Linked DNA regions of Homo sapiens: all the other regions are linked to region 1. The links are chromatin loops, found by intact Hi-C in ENCODE. Cell type or tissue: psoas muscle. All regions are shown on one strand.

Region 1 (8,000 bases):
TTTCACATGCATTAGAATTACAACCATGTAAATAATAAGCATATTTTAAAAGACTTGAGGGACATGCACAAACATAATTCCTGTGTTTAGATAGTGGTATTAAGAGTGAGTCTTTCCTCTTTTTCCTGAAGTTTGTGAGTTGAGTTTGTAGTACTTTAATACTTTAAAATTTAAAAATCATTAAAATACACTCACACTCACACATACACACTAAGGCAGGTGATTGGGTCATAGCCACAATGAGCAAGTGGTAAAATTTCGGCAAGAATCTAGAGATGCATGCCAGCAGAGTACACTCCCCCTTCCTTCATCCCTCAGAAACCACCACCATACCATTCTATCAAAGAACGGCATTTGCTTTTTGTTACACAAATTATTTCAGTGTTTAAGGACAAAATGAAACAAAACAGGAAAACCAAATTAACAAGAAAAAATTCCCTCTACAACCTTACCCCTGCCCCGCCCCCCACCATTTTCAAGGGTCTTATGTCAGGAGTGTTTTTTGTTTTTGAAAAGTCTTTTCCTGCCTTACTTGAAAATGGCTTATATCTGCACTACCCAGGTTAATTTTTAGATTTTGCTGGTCTTTTCAAAGACATCTAAGAGAAAGAAGCTCATGGGCTGCGTGTGTAATGTTAAATAAGGTCATGCTTGCTGTTGGTCATGATGGCTCCCACATGACAGGGGACTATTTTTAACTGAGACAATTGGTGAATGACTCAGGAAGACCTTCCAAAGCCAAGTGGCAGCTTGGAGGAATCAAAATTGCTATTAACTGAGGAGAAAATAACTAATGCAGTAGGCTGAAACTGCCCATTTTCTGTTTTCAGTATATCTGGCAACCAAATAATACTATAATAAAACAAATTTTAAAAGCCTCACTAGTACAGATATAGGTATGCTGCCAGCTAAATACTTTGTTGCCTTCCTGGTTCAAAAAATGATTTTGTAGGAAAATAATTTTAGAAAATGTTGAACATAAATACCTCTTTTGGATGTTTACAACATAAGTTTGTATAACAAATGGATGTCACAAAAGATTGTTTATGTTTATGGGGGTGGAAGTAAGGGTAGGGAGGCAAAATTTGTAGAATGCATGCTCCCGGGAACACACTTTAGTATATGCTGATCCAAGCTGATACCCTCCTTTTACAGATGAGAAAAATGGAGACCTTGGGAGGTTGAATAAGTTTCTCAAGAGCACCTAGTTTGTGAATGCAAGAACTAGAACTAAAACCTGATCTATTAGACTTTCCACAGCTCTTGATCATATCTAACCCTCACAGTTACTCAGAGTCTACAACTGATGTGTCAATTAACACTGTAACCATTAGTCTTGTATTTAATTTTCTATTTAAAAATCATTACTCTTCTTGCATTCTCAAATGACCCACACAGCACAAATGTATTTGTTGTTCTTTGAATGGGAGGCACTTTATACAGACAGGTCATTTTATTATTATTAAGGTCCTATTCCTGGTAAATCACAGAACTGGACTTTTACTGCCATGTGAAGCTGTCTTTCTTGACTGATTTTAAAAGGAGTGAACTCTTTAGTGATGATTAAGGGAATTTCAGGCTGGGGGCTGGCCAGTGGAGGAGGCCTGTCTCTCCTGAGACTAGGTGAAGTGATCTAAGGAGCAGGAAGGGAAAAGCCCTTGCCTCCTGCTGCAGTAATAGTAAACACAAGACCTTTAACTTTGAAAAGCACTTTACCTTGTGTATCTGAAATGACTGCTTTAAATATCTAAGGCACATCCAGTGAGCTAAGTGCAAGAACCCTTATCCAGAAAACTATGTTTGTTTGTTTTTTTTTCCAGGATAACTATCTTTTTCCATTAAATCTATACTGTGCCTCTTTTTCTTCAAAATTCTCATCCACATCGAGGAGAGCACAGGTCTGAAGGTGTAGTTGAAAATAAGCAGCACATCAATTTCATGTTGCCTTTGCTATGGTAAGAGACAGCCTCAAGGGCCAGCTCAATGGCACAGTGTTTCAGCAGCGGGTTTGGGTTAGGGTTTAGGAAAGGTCACGTGTCTTTCTTTCAGAGAGGGAAAAAAAAGTTGAAAAGCAGGTCAATAACTCTAGTTATAAGAAGAGTGGCTGCTTCCAGGAAGTGAGTTGCAAGGGCTGGGGTGTATGGGGGTGGGGAGCGCTCTTAATTTAGATCTAGAGTCATCGTTATGTATTAAGTGCCTGTAGACTTTTGTCTAAATTTTAATAAGCTACCTATATGTTTGGCTGGGTTGATTGAATCCACCTGAATAATTTCCTGCCCATTTCAGCAGCATTAATCATATGTACTGTTTCCTGACACTTTTACTAATGTGGTATAGGACATGAACAAAAGCTGTAGTTTCATTCTTTTTGCTGTGCCTAAAATACCCATATGTACTCATATGGATGATTGGCACTTGAAATAGAAAAGAGAGTATGTATTTTTATTTTAAATGGCCGGGATATGCAGGTGAACTCTGCTATGAAGGATGTTGGGAAAAGAATTAATTGAGTAATCTAATTAAATGACAGTAATCAAAAGATGTCTCACTCAGTTCTCATAAAAATACAATGAGGTCACAGTGTTTGGCATTTTACTGATGAGGAAACAGAAAAAGCTCAAAGAGACTGAATAACTTTTCTCAAGGTCACATAATAATAATGACGGCTTCAAAATTAAAATCTAGGTCTGAATCACTTTCACTCTACTCAGCATGTAAAAGTAAATCCCTCCTGACTATTCTTTTATCTTTCAGTGAAGATTCTATAAACACTCCAGAAATGCTCAGGACCTCAGATGATTGACCCAAATATCAAATATTGTATCATAGATATGTTCACATATATACCTATATGAACAATACATATTGTATTATTTTATATTTGTAGAACAAAACTGTTCATTACTGGTTTCATTAGAAGAAATTTATGCTACAAAAATGTTCAGCATGGGCAAATTCTAGACTGCTCTCTTCGGTATGAAGGTGCAATACTAACTCAGAATTTGATAGCCTTTATGAGTCACTGTGAGACCCTTGCCTTCAGTAGTAAGGTTAGGATAATAATATTTGATCCTATTTGTGACATCCATAGTCAAAGATGTTATGAAAGTACGTTGGACTCACATGAAAACAAAACAAACCTGTTGTGGTAAAAAGCATCCATGACTTTGTCAAGGGACCAGTTTTTGCAGATTTCCCAACCTGGTAAATGTCTTAGGAGTCATGAAAAATGCATATAAAAAAGGGGATTAACATTTTGAATGTGCCTGTAGAAATACTTCATATGGGAAAACGTCTTAGTGGTTTTATTGTACTGAATAAAGCCAAAGAAGGATTATTTTTACATTAAACCCCTCACCTAACTAGGACCACCTGGTGTACATTGTGTCACATAAACCAGTGATGTCCCAAATCCCCTTCCAAAAGAAAAGTCACATTGCAAAGGTTCGCCGTGTTCTAATTAGAAGGCACAGTCAGTTCTCCTTTCATACTCTGGGGGGCTGCATGCTGCAATCTTTCAAAGGCACAAGCTCAACCTCTTGGCTGACTAATTTTCCCACTATCTCCCTTTCCTTTTTTCCTGGCTCCTAAAGTGATCATTTAAATATCTTTCCAATGTGTTGAGCCTCTCAAGAAGCAGTTTCTACACATGTTGACACCTATTGGGTGTAACTGGTGAAAGGGCTTCAGTTTTACTAAAGGGCTTCTACTAGCTTCTGTGAACTCCTTGCTATAAAGTGCCACAAGCATTATTAGCAATGACAAATTGGGGGTTTTTGTGAGATTTCTCTTAATAAAAAGAATACCCATTTAGATACTTAAAGCAGTTTGAACATTTCTTAGTTTCCTTTGTACATTTGTAAATTTTATGTATAGTCTACCAGGAAAAATGTATATACACATATTTCCACGTGGTCCTTTAACTTTTAGGAGCCCATCACTCCATTAATCATTGACATGACCTGTTTCATAATGTCTACTTGCACATACAGCAACAACACTCATTTGCAATATTATCATCAAAATAAATTTTAAAACCCTAACATTTATGCATATTACAAGTAACCATTAGATGGTGAATCAGTCAACCTCGAAAATCTAAATATTTCAATTTTTTTAAAAGGCAAATTGACTTCTGATTTGAGATGAATTTTACAAATTTGCTGTTAGAAGTCTACAACCACATTTCCTTTGTATGTGTGTGTGTATAGTTGTGGGTGTAGGTGTATGTTCGTGCGAGTAGGTATATGTGGATTTACCAACTGTTAACATTTTTTTCATATTTACTTACTCTCTCTTCATAAATATACAAATGTATATACATTTATACATATATGTATTTTCTAAACTATTTGTAATTAACATAACTAACATTTATGCATATCGTACTTGGCATTATGTGGTGAAACAGTCAACTTTAAAGTTGTAGACAGCATGACACTTCACCCCTAAATATTTCAAACTCTACTTTCTAAGCAAATGACCCACTTCTATGTAATCACAATATCATTATTATACTTAAGAAATGTAACATATTAAAATTTCTCCAATTGTCTCAAGAATGCCTTTTATAACTATTTTTCTAAAATACAGAATTCAATTAAGGATAACATATTACAATTAGTTATATTGTCTTTTTAGTTTCCTTTAATTTAGAAGAATTCCCTGATGGCTTTTGTCATTCACGACATCACATTTTTGGAGAGTTCAGACAAGTTATCTTGTAGCATGTTCCACAATCTCCTTATGATTCAGTTCAGGTTAAACCTTTTTGGCAAGAATACTCCATAAATGATGTGGGAACCATAAGTACAGCTTGTGCTGTTTTTGGAGCATTCAGAATGAAGATACCATCAACTTCTGCGCCCTTTATGCACAGTTAAGACATCAATCACACATAAGGTATCTCTCTGTCTCTCTTTCTCTCTCTCACACAGACACACACATACAAAGTACACACATAAAAATATCAGACTTTAAAAAAAAAAAGTTATCTATTTTTAAGCCTGGCCATGGATCCCATGAGAATATTCTGGAAAGAGATACAAATTGATTATTTCACTGGCCCCAGCCTAGGATGGTTTTTATTAAAGGGAAGGGATTTGGGAAGAGGATTAAGGTGTCTTTAGGCCTGTGGATGCTGGGTGATAGAAAACCTGAAATCTGTAATGGGACAATATGAGCAAAACAGAACTTGGTCAAAGGAAAGGAAAAGGCAAGGAAGCCGGGGAGTCGCTGAGAGAAGTGATATGGACCAGGGTGGATTGATAGAAGTCTTTTCAAACTCAATGAATTCTAGAGGCAGTGTTTAGTAAATCTTTTGTTAGTTTACTAGGGTTTGCCCTTGGCAAGCTTTATCTTTTTGTTTCTAAGAAATAAAAATAGGAAGAGAAGGCTCGAAAAGCCTTTTGGACAGAAAATAGCACTGAGAAAAACAATATTTTGATGAGTTAGTGCTAAATGAATTAGAAACATGTGGACTGAATTTCCCTTGAAATACAAATGGATTGAATAATTAATGGAAAAAGCACTTGGCAAAATGTACTTGAGGTTTTTATTGAACCCGAACCAAAACATTTGAAAATATTTTGAAATATGTGAAAAGTATAATATACATCTGGATTTGCCCAACCCTACTAAGGATACAGGAAACATTATTTTTATTTAACATTTATATGATAGCTGCAGTGTGCCTCAATCCTAAGGTATTTTTTACAACAGCCCTATGGTGTAGGTTATAATTATTATTTTCATTTTTGGCAAGAAATTTCCCAGTACTTGCACAGTGGGCTTCAAGTAGAAGTTTTTATTAGTCTGTGTTTTTTAGAGGTTTTTGTTCGTAGGAACATTGGACCAGTAGACACAAACCTAGGTCCAAGTCTTGGCTTTACTTCTTATTGACAATCACATTGTATATCTTCTTGGTAGATTTTATCATTTTGTAGTTTCTCCCTTTTCTTACTAATATATTTTGATTTAAACACAATTTTTCCAGATAGTACTACTACTATACCAGCTGTCTTTGGTAACTATTTGCCCAATATATCTGTGGTAGGCAGAACAATGACTTCCTAAAGATGTCCACATTCTAATCCCCAGGACCTGTGAATATGTTATAGTATATGGCAAAGGGAAATCAAGGTAGCAGATGGAATCAAGATTTCTCCTTAAAATAGGGAGATTATTCTGGGTATGCATTCACAAGGACCCTTAAAAGTAGAAGAGGGAGGCAGAAGAACAGAGTCAGAGAAATAGATGTAATGACAGAAGTAAGTTCAGGATTGTGTGATATGATAAGGACTTAACCCACGTTGCTGTCTTTGATGATGGGGAAGGGAGATCACAAGCCAAGGAATGTGGGAGGCCCTTTAGAAGCTGGAAAAAGTGAGGAGCCTTGAGAAAGGAAAGCAGTCTTGCTGACCAGTGTCTTGATTTCAGCTCAGTGCAACCCATTTTGGACTTCTAACCTACACACTAGGAAGGTAACACTTTCGTTTTGTTTAAACCACTAAATTGGTGGTAATTTGTTACAGCAGCAAAGATAACTAATATATATATCATAACATTCTTCATTTTGAAATATTCTTTGCATATTAATTGTGTCTCTTATAAACAGCATTTAGCTAGTTTCTTAAAATTAATTTCACCACTTTCTGTCTCTTGGTAGATATGTAACCTGTTCACATTTCTGCAGTTCTTGAGCTTAAACTATTTGTGCCATAGTATTGCTTTTTAAAGTCTATTTTATTTCCTCTTTTCTACCTTTTGTTGTTTAATCACATTTTTTCTTCCTTTTCCTCTACTAGGTTTTAAAGTTATACAATTTATTTACATTATTTTGATGACAATCTTACATTAAAAAACAAAGTCTTTTGAAGTGTGTATAATACACATATAGGAAAATGTACATCAGAGTTATACAGCTATATGAATTGTCATAAAATAAATACAGACATGTAACCACCATCTTTCAAAGTCTTTTGAAGTGTGTATAATACACATACAGACTTTAAAAAAGTCTTTTGAAGTGTATATAATACACATACAGAAAAATGTACATTAGATTTATACAGCTATATGAATTATCATAAAATAAATACAGACATGTAACCACCATCCATGTCAAAAAATAGAATATTACTTATACTCCATAAAGTCCCCAGTACCCCTCCCTGTCAGTTCCTCCTTTCCAAGGTACCACTATCATGACTTCTAGTTTTAGCACCTTAAAAAAAGTGGAATCATAGATTGCTTTGAGCCTGGGAGGTGGAGGTTACAATGAGCTGAGATTGTGCCACTGCACTCCAGCCTGGGCGACAGAAACCCTGTCTCAAATTAAAAAAAAAAAAAAGTTATTTAAGTATATATTCCTTCTTCCAAGATTAACTTATGTTGTTGTGAATTGCTGTTTTGCATTCATTTCCTTTGCCATAGAGTGTCATATGTTCACCCAAAGACATGCACACAAATGTTTATAGCAATATAATACTATTCATAATAAGTCCAAAGCGGAAGCAACTTAAATGTCTATCAACAGTAAAATGGAGCTGGGTGTGGCAGCTCATACCTGTAATCTCAGCATTTTGGGAGGCCGAGGCAAGTGGATCGCTTGAGCCTAGGAGTTGGAGAGCATCCTGGGCAGCATGGTGAAACCCTGTCTGCATAAAAAAAAATACAAAAATTAGACAGATGTGGTGGCATGCCTAGCAGTCCCAGCAACTCAGGGGGCTGAGGTGGGAGGATTGCTTGAGCCTAGGAGGTTGAGGCTGCAGTGAGCCGAGCCATGACCACACCACTGCACTCCAGCCTGGGTGACAGGGCGAGATACCGTTTCAAAAAAACAAAGCAAAAACAGTAGAATGGATATGGAGATGCTTAGGATGGGGTTACATTGGATTGACTTGTAAACTGAAAATATCAAGTCAAAAAGGCATTTAACACGCTTAACCTACCAAACATCAAAGCTTAGCTTAGCCCACCTTAAGTGTGCTTGGGACACT
Region 2 (8,000 bases), 410 kb after region 1:
AATGAATGACTAATAAGGATTTAGTGAGATATATGAGGAGTAGGGGGGAAGGAAGGTGTTGAGAGCAGAGAACTAACGTGTAAAAATAGCATAATTTGTTTGGGAAACTGCAAATAGTAACTCAAGATATAGAAGAAGAAGTGGCAGGCCATGAGGCTAGAAAAGTTGATGTGACAAGATTATGTAGGGTTGTGTGTGACAAGCTGGGTACTAGACTTTTAACCTGAAAGTCATGGAAGTTTACTGAAGAATTTTAAGCTAGGGAGAGATCATGAAGATGAAATGAAGACACAGATGAAAATAAAGGCACTAGTACTGTGATGCAGGCCTAGAGCAAACCTCTACTCAGATGTTGATATTAAAGTTTAAGGAGGTAAAGGGATGTGTTAAGGTCAGTAGGGAGCAGATCCAGAAGAAAGAAAATATATCCCTGGAACTGGGGTTCAGTGAAGCAACACACGTCTCCTGTCGTGCTCCAACTTCATGATAAGTCCTTTCTTGATCAGAAGATGTGGGTAGTGAGTCTTCCTTATCCTACATTTACTCCAAGTCTACTTGTGGCAGAAAAATTAATAATATAAAAATGAAGGAGCTGCAGGCTGGACAGGAGGACTGGGCTTTAAGGAGTTTTAAATGGAGTCTCATTGAAGACTCCAAATGCCATCCCAAGATTATTGGGAGAGATGGGGCAATGGTTACCCAAATCTGCTTGGAGCATGGCGTGAACATCCAGTTTACTGTTGAGGATGATGGGAAGCAGCCCCAGGACCAAATTACCATCACAGGGTACAAAAAGAATACAGAAGCTACACAAGATACTATATTGATTATTATGGATGAACTTGAGCAGATGGATTCTGAGGACGTTCCATTGGACATCCCACATCACTGGTGCCTGCAGCAAAAATCATGGATCCAAAATCGTGGATGAATTCAAAGTTGACATTTGTTTCCCACAGAGAGGAGGCCCAAACCCCAACTGTGGCACCATGATGAGGCTCCCAGAGAACATGGAGAAAGCCATTGACCACATCCTCAACCTAGAGGAGGAATACCTGGCTGATGTGGTAGATAGCAAGGTGCTGCAGGTATACATGAACTCCCCAGTGCATGAAGAGTCCAAGGTGCATTCAGAGGCTTTGTGGTATGGGACACACCGTGGACCACCAGCAGCAGTAAGAAGGCTCCTGACATGAGCAGCTATGAGAAATTTCCCAATTTCAGGGCTCAGGTGGCCCCCAAGACCCTCTCTTGGAGCCCCAAATAATAATGATAAAAAACCAGAAACATCTTCAGCCTGCTGATGCAAACTCCATCACGCAATGGTTTGTCTCAATCTGACCCAGTAGCAGGACTTTCTATAAATTATTGATGCTCTCCCTGCTTCTCAAGTTCTCACAGTGAAACCTGGCATTGCCTGGCTCTGTATGTGGCTGCTTCTCTGGGGCCTGGTTGGCATCCAGAGCATGCTCAGGATCTGCTCGCTGATACTTGGCTCTGGGCACTCCACGGTTTTAACACTAAACAAAGGTAATTGAGTGTTTTGTAATAAGATAACACAGACTGCAGCTTTGTGGTCCACCTGGCAGGTCAATCAGCACTCTGACCTTCATTATGAGAGCTCCTCTTCATTATGAGAAGTTGCTAGGATTCGACTTCCTGTGTCATGACCTCAGGAAATAAATTTCCTTGACTTTATAAAAGCATATATATATGCATATATATATATGCATATATATAAGGGTTCAGTGAAGCAACACATATATATGCATATATATGCATATACACCTGCATACATATACATGCATGCATATATACATGCATATATATGCATATATATACCTGCATATATATGCATATATATACCTGCATATATATGCATATATATACATGTATGCATATATATATACACACACACATACACATATGGGTAAAGTGAAGGAACCCATGCTCCATGGGCTTGGCTCCTGCCATGCTCCAACTTCATGATAAGTTGGGTATATATATGCGTATATATATATGAATATAACCAATATTAATTTTTCCAATCCATTAACATGGAATATATTTCTATTGTTTTGTGTCTTCAATTCCTTTTATCAATGTTTTATAGTTCTAATTATAGCGATTTTTCACTTTTCTGGTTAAGTTTACTCCTAGGTATTTTATTTTATTTGTAGCTATTGTAAATGTGCTTACTTTCTTGGCTTATTTTTTCCGATTGTTCACTGTTGGCCTGTGGAAATGTTACTGATTTTTGTATGTTGATTTTATATCTTGCAACTTTACTGAATTCGTTTATCAGTTCTAATAGTATTCAAGGCAATCTTTATCAAAATACCAGTGACCTTCTTCACAAATAGAAAAAATAATCTTAAAATTTACATGGACTCACAAAAGTTTCAGAATGGTCCAAACAATCCTGAGCAAAAAGAACAAAGCTGGAAGCGTTATATTACCTGACTTCAAATTATACTACAAAATTATAGTAACCAAAACAATGATACTGGCATAAAAACAGACACGTAGATCCATGGAGCTGAATAGAAAACTCAGAAATAAATCTACACCTTAACAAAAAACTTATTTTCAACAAAGGCACTGGGAATGTACATTAAGGGAAGGACAATATTTTCAATAAATAATGCTAGAAAAACTGGATATTCATATACAGAAGAATGAAATGAGAGCCCTACTTCTTGCCATGTACAAAAATCAAATCAACGTGATTACAAGACTTAGATGTAAAATTGAAACAATAAAATTACTAGAAGAAAACATTGGGGGAAATGATCCATGACATTGGTCTGGGCAAAAATTGCTTCAATAGGAGCTCAAAAGCTTGGGCAACTAAAGCAAAAATTAACAAATGGGACTACATCAAGCTGAAAAGCTTCTGCACAGCAAAGCAAGCAATCAATTAAGTGAAGACAGAATGAGAGAACATATCTGCAAACTACCCATATGACAAGGGATTAATAACCAGAATATATAAGAAGCTTAAACAACTCAACAGCAAAAACAAAATAATAACCTCAATCTGATTAAAAATTAGCAAAAGATGTGAATAAACATTTTTTCAAAGAAGATATATAAACGGCCAACAGGTATATGAAAAATTGTTCAACATTACTAATCATAAAGTAATGCAAATCAAAGCTACAGGATGTCTCATCCCAGTTTAAATGGCTTTTATCAAAAAGACTAGTAATAAAGGATGCTAGTAAGGATGTAGAGAAAAGGGAATTCTCCTACACTGTCAATGGGAATGTAAATTAATACAACCACTGTGGAGAACAGTATGGAGATTTCTCAAAAAAATAAAAATAGAAATATCATATGATCCAGCAATCACATTACTAGTTATATATCCAAAAGGAAATTCGTATATCAAAGAGACATCTGCACTCTCATGTTTACTGCAGCACTCTTCACTACAGCCAAAATATGGAATCAACTTCAGTATTCATTAACAGATGAATGAGTAAAGAAAATATGGTATATATACACAACGAAATATTATTCAGCCATATAAAAATGAAATCATGTCATTTGCAACATGTAACTTGAGGGCCTTATGTTAAGTGAAATAAGCCAAGCACAGAGAGACAAATATTGCATGTTCTCACTTATATCTTGGAGCTAAGAAGATTGACCTCATGGAGATAGAGAATAAGAGATGGTTACCAGAGCCTGGGAAGGGTGGTGGGAAGGAGGGGATAAAGAAGTGTTGGTTAATGAATACAAAAATACTGCTAGATAGAAGGAATAAGGTCTAGTGTTTGGTAGCGCAATAGGGTGACTATACTCATCAATGTCAAAATAACTAAAAGAGTGGCATTGGAACGTTCCTAACACAAAGAAATGATAAATGTTTAAGGTGATGGATATCCTAGTTACCCTGATTTGATTGTTACACATAGCATGCTTGTATCAAAATATCCCATGTACCCCATAAATATGTGCAGCTATTATGTATCCATAAAAATTAAAAGTAAAATAGATACACAAAGGCCAGAAACTTAAGCCATCACTGATAATTTTCCTTATATTTATGCAACAAAGGAATATAGTTATTTAATACAGTTGTTTAAACTGTAATTTAGACTTCAAAGAGACAAATTGCATTGCAAAAGAGACCTTGGTGGGATTCCTGTAAATCGGAGATTCCATTCCAGAAGGAATCCCCATTCCAGCATCACAGTCACCACTTGGAAGGTAAAGTAGAAACTTAAGCTCTTATTTTATGCTCTTATCTAAACTTCAGCTGGGCCCAGATCTTATTATCTTGCTATCTTCCTCAGGGCCTGACATAGTACCTAATACCTAGTTTCTTTAAAACAATAATTAGCTGTTGAATGAACAATTCTATACAGCTCACCTTCACATGTGTCATAAAAGTTTAAGTATGCATTACAAATATAATTTTTACTTTGAAATACACTTACTGAATATCACTCTGATGACATTTTTCCCAAGGAAAATTGCTCCGAATCTTTGCAGTCTTTCTTCAAATAATGGGTCAGCTTGTGTAACTGACCCACAGGAGCTTGTGGTGTGCCATCTAGTGACCAATGTGGCCAATATATGCACCACACCAAGAATATTTTGTTATTTTAAATATATACATTACAGGTCTATTAATATTTGAAATAAAAGGCATTTAAAAATAATTATGTGCATATTAATATAACTGATGCATACCACTCAAAAAACAAAGAATTAAAAGAAATGTTGACTGATGTTGACCTATTTATTGCTCAGCATTCATGTAAAGTGTACAAAATTACTAACCATTATGCTAATTTTTGTTGTGATTACCAAGAGTTACTTACCACACACCTCTAGCCTGCAAGATACCACAAAGAATACAAAAACCAACCAAACAAACAAAAATTGGCATGTTGCTGTCTCTCCAGGCATGGCATGCACACATTTTAAAAATTACCAGAATTCAAGGCAGCTTATGACAAGTGACAAAGATTTGATGTATACTTCTCTAAACACATGATAAAGGGGTTAGGTGCAAAGCTTCACAAGGATGGAAAAGGCAAACAATGGAAGGAAGACTGTCCTAAAAAAGGAGAAAATAGAAGCAATACTCGTAAAGAAGTAAAATAAAGAGACTTGACGCCATGCTAAGAAATTCAGATTTTATACTGTATCCTGTAAGTGATGAGGACCCCTGAAGGGCTTTAAGGAAGAGAGTAACTTGATTTTAAAAGCATGTGATCAGGTATGTAACATAGTTAAGTTATAAGCACAAGTCCTCCTTAGAAGAAACAGGAGATGATTAGAATGATTTAATCCTAGAACAGCACAAAAGTTTATACACAGTGCAATATATCTAGAGAATACCTGCAATTTATTATTATATGGATAATCAGGAAATAATGTTGATAAACAACTTCATATTTTAAAATTCTTGTAAATATTCATGGAAGCCTATTGCCCTTGCTAGATGAGCAGAATAGGGAATGGGCTTGGATAGTTTTTGTATCTGGGATGTGTCTACTCTCTTTTCTTTACATGAACTCTCACAGATACAGTGACAGTTTAAAATGTTTACTGGATCTTGCTCCTAAAGGAGAAGCTGAAAGGTCCTGCTAAATGATTGAAGAGTTCATGTGGGGTGAGCTTCACACTAGCAACACAACACTGGTTGCTAGATAAACACAGGCAGAGGGATCCCACTTCAGTGATTTGCAGCAGTGACGGATGGTAATGGTATTTATAATTTTCCTTCCACCAACTGGCGCACATCAAATGACTTGGCAAGGTGGAGAAAAGGTATTAGATTCGAAAGACAAATAATTACCTGAGACTAGTTTAGGTTCTTCTGGAAGGGTTATTATGAGGCTGCAAACCACCAGAATGCCTATGACTTTAAATCTTATAATTTATTAAGAAAAGTCAGAAGAAAGTATCATCCTGTAGGTTAGCATTCAGAAGTGAAGGACTGGCCACCTCATAATTTGTGCTGCCATTCCTTTCCTCAACCAATAACATTGAGTATACTGGAAAACACGCCTAATTTTTTTCTAAAAAGTCTTTTATACTACTAAGGGACTAATTGTTTTTTTGTTAACCGTACCAGCCTAAACCCAATCATATCTACTCAAAAGATGGTCAAGAGGATTGACAATTCGGAATTCTTAATATAAAATTTTTTCTTTATATTTTGTCTGGGCTCATAAAACATTCTTTTAGATTCATATTTTAAGTCTAAATTTAAGCAAGTATTAAGGTTCCATTCTATGTGACCCAATTAGCTCCCCCTACCCTCTGCAAAAAAACTAGGAAACATTTTTGATTATGACAGAAAAAAGAGGAAGCTAAAGTAGAGAGGGCAGCAAAGGAGATATTTCAATTAATCTTCTTAAAGGGTCAAAACAATTACATATATATATATATATATGTATCAAGCAGATAAGCTTCTCACCAATACACATCCAGATGTGTTTTCTGCTCTCCAGCCACCTTTCAGTCCCTTCAATGTGCCCTCTTCCATTGAGCCTCAGTGCCTTTGCACTTGCTGTGCCCCTTGCTGAAATGCTCCAAAATCGAAAACTTTTCAAGTACCAGCATGACACTCAAAGGAAATGCTCAGTGGAGCATTTCAGACTTTGCATTTTTGGATTTGGGATGCTTAACTAGTAAGTATAAGGCAAACATCTCCAAACTTGAAAAACATCTAAAATTCAAAATACTTCTTGTTCCAAGAATTTCATATAAAGAGTATTCAGCCTGTATGTGTGTACGTAAATATTCAACCCCACACACACACACACGCACACACACACTTCTTTAACAGAATTTGAAGCTTGCTTATGTTTCCATAATGTATTTATGAAAATGGCAGGGGAGATCAGAACCATCCAATGATAGGGAATTAACATCCTTTTTCATAGGCTTGGCATCTTCAGATTAGGAAAAAATAAAAAATAAACTACTGCATTCAAAAGGAATTTGTTTTCTCCCTACATCTAATGTTGGCAATGAAGCAGTCCTGTTCTGTTACAAACTTTGTCATGAAAGCATGAAATAATGAATGATAGATGAACTATGTGAGTCATTTGACCATTACATCAAAATTACTTGTGAAGCTTGTGCAAATAAATATGTAAACAAATAAACATCGACTATGCCCTTAGGAAGAAATATACCTTTCCATGCTTTAACATTCCAAGATAATCCCGACACTATGCTATGCCATAATCAAAAAGTTTCTAAATTCTATATTTTTAGTAAATAGTTTGACATATATGCAGTGAGATGTTCCCAATCCTACCACTAGTTTAAAAGGAAAATAATAGGTAAGCTTGAGTGAACATCTAATCATGGCCATTGTAACAAAGCCATCTGATTAATTTCTACTAGTCTTCACATAAACTTCCAAAGTTATGTCATCACCCCTTAGCCAATCAACCTCAACCCCTTGTAAAGTTTGCAACTTTCCATCAACTTTGCAGAGATATAAAGCACATTAACAATATCGTGTGTGTGTGTGTGTGTGTGTGTGTGTGTGTGTGTGTGTGTGTGTGTACAGGGTCTTGCTCTGTCATTCAGCCTGAGGTGCAGTGGTTCTATCTTGGTTCACCTCCCAGTTTCAAGTAATTCTCGTGCTTCAGCCTCCCAAGCAGCTGGGATTACAGAAGTGCACCACCACACCTGGCTAATTTTTGTATTTTTTGTAGAGGCAGGGCTTCACCATGTTGGACAGGCTGGTCTCAAACTCCTGGCCTCAAGTGATCTGCCCGCCTTGGCTTCCCAAAATGCTGGGATTAAGGGCATGAGCCACCATGCTTCTCCAACAATATCTTCATCAGGAGTAACATCAGAAAGATCATCGAGTAAGAAGTCCTAGCCCTTGTTCCTCTACCAAAACACTGATATAATGACAATATTCAGATGAGAGCACCTATGTGAGAAATACAGAATCCAGTTAATAAATTTAAGCATTCCAGATGAGCAAAAAGCTGAGGAAAAAAAATGTGCCA
Region 3 (8,000 bases), 700 kb after region 1:
GTCACTTAGCTTTTTAACAGTCATTTTCATGTGCCCTTACCAACTTATCTGCTATATCCGTGTAACCAGGCCAGCAGACACTATCCCAGCCTTGTAGCAGCAAATGACCCAGTTGCCTGTGGCTTCATGGAATAGTCGGTAAAATCCAATCCATACTTCACGGTATGAAATGCTCAGACTCTCTCCCTAGCGGAGCTAGTGGAAGACGCTCAGCAGCCTTAGCATAGGAATCTGTAGGTACAAGCACATTCCTGGACGGCGACTTTGAATCCAGGCCAAGAAAAGAGAGGTACACCAATATTGGGATTCTGTATTTTGGGGGTCTAATTGGTGAGTACAGAACAAAGGAGTGGAGAGGAAGGCAAAATAACCTAAGTAATAGAAAATCCAGCCATAGACTGCAGTGGAAATTAATGGCACGAGAAGCCTTGGGGGCAAAGGTAAGGGGTCGCAGTTGAATGCCACCCGAACTCATCCAGATGCCGCTGCGTTCAAGCTCTCCCAGCACCCGCGGCCGAAGTAAATAACAATTCTCTTAATGCTAAGGCAGCAAGGAGAGGGCACTGCGAACTGCAGACTTTTCTTCTAAGGATGAAGAGGACATTATAAAACTGCACACTACCTCCCTAATGGCCCATTCGTCCTAGCTCTGTCTAGTGAAGTAGAGAGCAGAAAAAAACATCTAGCTCTATCAAGTTGAAAACATTTTCACATTCACCTTAAACTGGTGAAGCAAACGGGTTTTCCCTTTACTAACATCGCTCTTGTTTTTCCATTTAGTCTTTGGGAACGTAGCCTCAATCTTAACCGCGTATGATCGTTTCCACTGCACCTGTGCGGGAGAGACAGGCGCATATCCCCGTGGCGTCGGATCTCTAAATTATCTAATCTGGCGGCTGCGTACGACTCAGGGAAAGCCCTGGCCGCGAGCTTTTTCACCAGGCTTGAGCTCAGCAGCCGGGCCCGCAGTGTTGCCGCCAGTGGGGAGGCAGGGAGGCTGTCGGCGCGCCGGAGCCAGGCGGGAAAGGGACTACAGCCGCCCGCCGTTGTAGCGCAGGAAGCGGGCGGTGCCAACACACACCTCGCAGCTCTGCACGTTCTTCGTGTCTTGGAGGAGAGTAGAGCCTCCGTGTGAAGCTCCGTCCGCACCTGACGAAGAGGAGGGCGTCTTGCGCCACTCCAGCGACTCTGCGATGTTAAGACGCAGACCCGCTGCTGCGCCTGCCTTTGTCGGGGCGGGCGGGCAGCCGCCGCTCGGAGCAAGGTGGGGCTGCGGGGAGGGAGAGCCGCGGGGCAGATCCCTGGCCAAGGTCCTCTAGAAAGCCCGCTCTGCGCCCAAACGCGCCGCTCGGTCCGTGGGCCACTTCGGACCTGACGCTGCCGGTGAATTCACGCGCTCCGGGACGCGCGGGGACCTTTGACGAGGTTTTTGAACTGGGGATCGTCCCCTGTAACCTGGCCGCGTTACCTCCCCAGGTGAGCCGGACTCGCGGGTGGGTTCGGCAGCCGGCGATGTGGCAAAAAGGCAACCTCGCCTTATTTCTAGGGGCTTGGAGATGAAGAGCGGCTGAGTGTCCCCGTCTACCCCAACCCGGGTATTACCCTCTTTTCCGTCTTCTAGAAGGGGAAAACCATGCTGTTTTGAATTCAACATATTTAGATTCTGAAAATCGACGGCCCTTCCCTTCTTTCCTAGGAAGGCCTGCCCCGTAGGCACAACCTTCGGAGAAACGGGCGGCGCGTGAGTTCCCTGGAGCCGCCTCCTGGGCATCCAGGCTCCTGTCGCACGGCTGGTGCGGCGCCCACTGGGCGTGGGGACTGGGCCCAAGGCTCCCGGGACCGGGTCGTGGTTAACGCCGAGGCCAAGCCCTTCGAAGAACTCTGAGTTCTCTGCCTGACGTTTTGTCCCTCAGGAAGTGTCCCTTCCCGACTTTTGAGGGTGTCTTGTTCTTTGACGGGGTGGCCCTGTGGGGGAGGAAGGAGAAGTGTTCCTCCACTGCTGTTCTGTGGAGCGGGACCTGGCTTTGTTCGGCCTCCCTGCTCTCGGGAGCCTGTACTCCGGCTCGCACGCCTGACTGCTGGCCCTGGCCGCTGCTCGGGCCCCGCGCAGGCACACGGGACAAGGCGAAGCCCCGACGCCCAGAGGGCGCTTGGGCCCAGCACACCCGCGCACAGCCCAGGAAACGGGAAAGGCCACTGTCTGCTTCCCTTTCGCAGATTCTATCCGCTGGCACGCGAAGGTCACACGGGCTCTCAATGCTAATTTGGAATGGGAAGCACCACGAAGGGTTGAGGTAGCCTGGTGGCCCTGACTGCGCAGGGTGCGGACAGTGAGCCCGTATCCAGCTTCGCTGCCACGCGCCTAGCAGCCCGGCGGCCCCGGCCCGGCCCAAGGAGGAGGCAGGCCGCCTGGGTCGGCTTCCGTGGCCTGGGGGTAAGCTCTGATTCACCCCAAGGTGAGGTCCCCGGGGATGCCCAGATTCGGGCCGGGAAACGCACCGGGAGAGAACCACCAAGCGCTCTTGGTTATGAACCAGAGCTTATAACTGTGGCCGCAGCTAGACCTAGGGGAGGCCTGAGCGCCGAAGCCTCCGTTTCCTCGACCGGAATTCGTGAGCTATTAAACATGGGCCCTAGCGGGGCCCACGCCCTGTCTTCCTTTGCTGACAAGGCTCCGCGGGGTAGTGGGCGGGAGACAAGGGTCTCAGAACAGAGGGGCTGGCCCGGCGCGGCGGGCCAGGAACTCCCGGGCGTGTGTGTGCAGTGGTGCGGGGTGGGGGTGGAGGTGAGGTCTCCTTTAGTTCCTGGGATCTGGGAATCCCGGCTTCTCGATCTCATCCGGCGCGGAGATCTTAAGGGTCGGTGGACCAGTTAGTGTGTACGGCCTCACCCCTCCGCCTCCAGCTTTCGAGGCTCTCCGCTTCAGAGCTCCAAAGGAAAACTTCTGCGACTTCAAGAACGTCCTGCGCATTCACATGGGGTCGCTTCCTGGCTGGTTGAGGAGAGTGAAAGTTCTAGTGCCTAAGCCTCCTTTTCTCTTGCCCATTTTTCTCACTCCTCAACCACAGATAAAGAAACACTACATCGTTGAAAAAAAGTAGTGAATTATCTACCAGTGAGGTAGAGGAAATTAACAGTCCCAAGACTGCCCCCAGGTGATGGTTTTCAGGAATAACATTTCTGGGCAATCTCAGGTCGCTTATTTCTCTTCGGAGCTAATTTCATCTGTGATAGAAAAGTTATTGAATCCAAAGGCTATGTTAATCCCCCCAAAAGGAAAAAATGGCCCCAGAAACCTCCTGCCCACAGACACTGAGAATTTGTTCAATTTGTCTTTCTAGCCTTACATTTGATAACTGCACTTCCAAAAATCAAACGCTCTCCTCCCCAAAAGGCAGACATGCTCCCACCCATCCCCTTTTCTTCTTCTTTTCCTTCTTTCTAGTTTCCTCTTTCTGAAACAATAGCGCGGGCTGCTGGAGTCAGTCTGATGATATAATCCTTAAGGCATTCACGGGCAGACCAAGGGCCAAGCTATCAAAGGGTTCAGCTTTTTCTTCTTTTTAAAAGCTGTTTACTATTCAGGAAATTTGGTAATTATTATTTTTTTCTTCTCCATGTAGTGGTATTACCCTCTTCCTTTTGATATTGGATCCTTTATGGGCCCCTAGCTTCATGCTCTAGAGAAAGGAGAAAGATGAAGGGACTGAATTCTGCAGCAGAATGCAATTTTCCTTAATGTCATCACTGCTGCTGAAGACCAGCTGAGGGCTTCCAAAAGAACGGGAACCCCCAGAGCAGTCAGAGAGTCCTCATGTTTCCAGGGGCAGAAGAGAGTGCTAATACCGTTTATTCTTTTACACCACAAACTTGTTTTTGTTTTTGTTTTTTTTGCATGTCACTCCACCAAAATACTTTCAGTGCTTTTGTACTAGGATTGAAAATGCGCACCAGAAGGGGAAAGAGAAGATTAAAATCATATTTTAAAAAAGTATTTGTTTAGAATGCCACGCTGAATTTGGTGTGGGAGGGTTACTAATCAATACTAATATCCTTGGAATATTACATGTTTATCATGGTTTTTCTTGAGTTCAGTATAGTGCCTTGCTTATAACAGGCAGCATGCAACAAATAATTGTTGGTTGAATGTTTGAGAAATGTAAAGCAAAGGAGCACAAACAGGATTGGTAATTTAACTCCATTTAGTTAAAAAATGACAAGTTTCTTGCACTAATGTGTGTCCTACAAAGCAAGACCATTTCTGCTAAATCGTGAGGCACTATGTTTAATCAGTTTAAATTTTGTCTCCCCCACTGAACTGTAACATGAGATCAGAGACTCAATGTTAATACTTTCATTATATACAACATCTTGCATATTGCTGGGTACATTGATTAATCATCTTAGAGTATGGTGAAGGGGAAGATTCAGCTTAAGATGGAACATGTTAAGTGGAAGTTAATGTGCAGGTATCCCCTTGGATAGTGCCAAGTATCCCTGTAGATGGGTAATAGTGGTCCAGGGGTAGGAAAATTTTTGTTCAGACTCCTCCTTTGATTGGGTCATATCTCTTCCTGCCCACATTCTCTCCAGAACTACCACTTTTCCCTCCTGATCTTACCTTATTAGGATATGAATGCACAGAAAAGGGGATGAGTTGAGCTGCACTGTCATAAGCTGTGATGACTGGTTAGCAGTCAGTTCGTGTGGATACTAATGAGATCATCACAGAGGTTCTATCCACTGGGGCACTAGTTTGGCCTTATTCCAAGCACATCCATGACATCCTTTCCTATAAATGTATTCTGCTTGGCCAGAGAGAATCAGGAAAGAGACAACCTTAATATATCTTCACAGAAGGTTATATTTTTTGGAAAAGGAATGCCAATCAATTGGATTTTCCCATAGGAGCCAAGGCATCATGTAGGCTTATGTGCCTGTGCCAGACTGTGTAATAAGACATAGAATATGTTTTCAAGGAGCATTCTATTTTCTCCTCTTTTGTGTTTTTCGTTGAAAATTTCCCCATCACAAACATAGGCACTGGAGATCAAGTTATGGCTTTCCAACTAGAATGACTTCTGCGTTCTTGAATTGCCATCTAAGTAGCACCTTGCACCTAGGATGTAAAGCATAATATGGAATGCTGGCCTTCTTAGTAATGACTATTTCACCTTTTGATTATTTACTACATTTCTGCTTTAGCATGTTAAAAACCCCCTATAGCTGAATTGAATGTTGACTAAATTAGAAGGCACACAATGCTGGGTTTGATCCAAAATCCACAAAATCAGAAGTATTTTCTATCTCAGCCATACACGCTACCTATAATGGTGAATAGCAACTGTAACTAGGCAGGGCTCTTCCTTTTGATCAGGTAAGAAATTTTAAAGAATTAAAGGATTGAAATTGTGTAGAGAGTAATGGGGCTGATGTATCTTTTAAAACCCCGGAATTTATAACAAATGAGAGTTGTTCCTCTAAGAAATTACCCTGGGATTCTATAGCTTATAAAAATGATTGCTCAAAACATTTCTGGAATGCCTCTTTTGGAAATGACTTGAGGGATTCTGCATCATCACTTACTTCAATGCTCTTTTCTTCTTGCTGGCTAATGTGGGTGCGCTCTGGGAAATCAAAGCTGCTCATGCTGAGGAATTAACTCTAAAAGCTGGGAGTATCCAGAGCAGAATAGTATCTTTGCCTAGAAAAATGGTGTCATTTTAGTGGTATTACTGAGATGGAACACACAGCAAGCAAAATGGTGGCCTAAAGCAACTGTGGGCCAGTGGTTGCAGACCTTGGGAACAAAGCTGCCAAAGGAAATCACAGCAGATTCCTAGAGGGATTGTGTCTACCTGGGCAGCCCCAGATATTCCGGGTTTCCTTACTTGAGAGAGAGCTTGTTCTAGGACAGCAGCCCTATCTGGAAGTTTCTGAGATATTCTAAGGAAGTTTTCAAGAAGAATTAGACTAGCTGTAAGTCCCTTCCTTACTCATCTTCCCTCTCAAATACAACAACAACAAAAAAAAACAAAAATGAATGTGTTTGACTAGAATTCAGACTAGTAGGGCTAAACAGTGGAATTATGAAAGTTTACTGATGACATAAATGATGAAAGAGCATTTGTAGTTTAAGAAATTACAGCCACATGGCCAACCACAGGTTTCTGAATGCCCCCAACATAATCTTCCAAAGTGCTGACCACGGAAAAACTCCGCACTCACGACTCAGCTCAGGCCTGCTACCTAGCTGGTGCTGGAATTGTGGGGAATCTTGTGCTCCAGCCTACACAAAATACTGGCAGCTGGAGGTAGAGAAATTGTCCTCTTTGCTCCTTATTGATACTTCTAGGTTGTTATCCCTTTCTTCTCCCTAATTTCCCTGCTGCCCCAGGTTTTGGAAATGATGCTATCAGTCTACAGACTCCCAAGACCACTCTCCCTCATTTCTTGAAGATTTTATTCCTGGATCATTATCATTGTCTCTAGTGCTTCTCCCAGCATAGTTTTTGTGGTTTCATGTTGAAGTAAATGATCTTATAATACCGTAGACTCTTGACCTTCTGTCTTCCAGAGATTATGTTTTCCACTCTATATCAACAGTCATTCCTTGGGCCATATCTCGATCTTTGTCATTACCAAGAGTTGAACCCCCATAATCTTAATTTCAAGCTCTGACCAACATTGCCTCTCTTTCCAGTTCACTCCCTCAATTTGTTGACACCACCAGGACCTTCAATCAACTGATTTTTATCATCGTTCAACATCTCCACACTCCTCACATCCTCACTTCCCGCCTTGCCCTGGGTGAATGCCATGACCCTTACTCACACCCTGGCATCTGGCACATGTACTCAGGTCGTTTACCTCTTTGTCCGTTGTTTCAATCACCTGGCGAAGCCCAGCTCTAGGTTAAATCCAATTCTATCTACATTCTGTCTCCACCTACACCCACACAATGGAATGTGGTTGGAACAAAACAATCAACTGAGCTGACTGCTCTCATTGTAAATTCATGTTCCTTAGCATCAAGAGAGCCCTTAAATGCTGCCTGGCAGTTCTACTACATTTCCCTCTTCCCTAGATGACTATTTCACACCTCCTACTCCTCTCTCCTTAAACTTCCAACACATCCTCCCTCATCCCAGTCCTCTGCTGAGGACCTTGATTCCTATTTCACTGATAAAATTGAAGCAACAAGAGAACTTCTTCATGCTTTTTTTTTTTTTTTAACCACATGTAAAAATCCATCTGCTTCTGTGTCTATATATTCCTTCTCTCTTCTCTGGTCTCCCATCCAAATCCTGTCTACATGTGAACAGGTTGGATCCCATTCCTTCATACTTACTCAAGGACATTGCTCCAGTAATTGTCCTTTCTAACTTCTCAATCATCAAAGTCACCCTCTCTACTGGATCACTCCCATCCAAATATGCAATTATTTTTCTCATTCTAAAAAGTAACTGCTATGGTTTGGATGTGGTTTCTCCCCTCCTAAACTCATGTTGAAATTTAATTGCCAATGTAATGGTGTTGGGAGTTGGGGCCTTTAAGACGTGATTAAGTATTTAAGGCAGATTAATGTCTTTCTTGAAAGACAAGAGTGTTTTTTTTTTCTTTTCTTTTTTTTGGAATGGATTAGTTTTTGCAGGAATGGATTAGCTCCTGAGAGAGAAGAGTGGGTTGTTATAAAGTGAGGTGACCTCTACTGCTTTGTCCTTTTTTCCGCAAGCCCATTTCCTCTTCCATTTCTCCACCATGTTTTGACATGACATGAATGAGACCCTCACCAAAAGCTGCCAAATGCAGCTACCCCATCATGAACTTCCCAGCTTCTAGAACTATGAGCTACATAAACCTATTTTATTTATTAATTACCCTGTCTTGGGTATTCTGTTATAGCAACAAAAAATGGACTAAGACAGTAACAAAACCCTCTTTTGATTCCAAATCACTGTCATACTATTGCATTTTTCTGCTTCCTTTTTCAGCAATAG

Evidence for each region. Peaks named below come from ENCODE experiments on the same cell type or tissue, not always from the same donor. Only the 100,000 strongest peaks of a DNase experiment are listed, where the experiment ranks them.
Region 2: it touches region 1 in a loop (2.7-fold over the local background); 7 of 110 quality-filtered maps call a loop at or near these places.
Region 3: it touches region 1 in a loop (4-fold over the local background); 7 of 110 quality-filtered maps call a loop at or near these places.

What each region holds. Positions count from the first base shown.
Region 1 is chr1:118,301,646-118,309,645 of GRCh38, forward strand. No RefSeq gene overlaps it. Among named protein-coding and RNA genes, the nearest start is that of SPAG17, 120 kb to the left of the region's middle. In psoas muscle, a CTCF peak has its summit at 3,477; no DNase peak of the experiment used is centred here; H3K27ac peaks cover 3,078 bases.
Region 2 is chr1:118,712,413-118,720,412 of GRCh38, forward strand. It overlaps the pseudogene LOC100421281. Among named protein-coding and RNA genes, the nearest start is that of TBX15, 270 kb to the right of the region's middle. In psoas muscle, a CTCF peak has its summit at 4,564 (motif pointing left); no DNase peak of the experiment used is centred here.
Region 3 is chr1:119,005,714-119,013,713 of GRCh38, forward strand. No RefSeq gene overlaps it. Among named protein-coding and RNA genes, the nearest start is that of TBX15, 21 kb to the left of the region's middle. In psoas muscle, a CTCF peak has its summit at 3,157 (motif pointing left); a DNase peak (open chromatin) is centred at 1,178; H3K4me3 peaks cover 1,601 bases; H3K27me3 peaks cover 2,692 bases.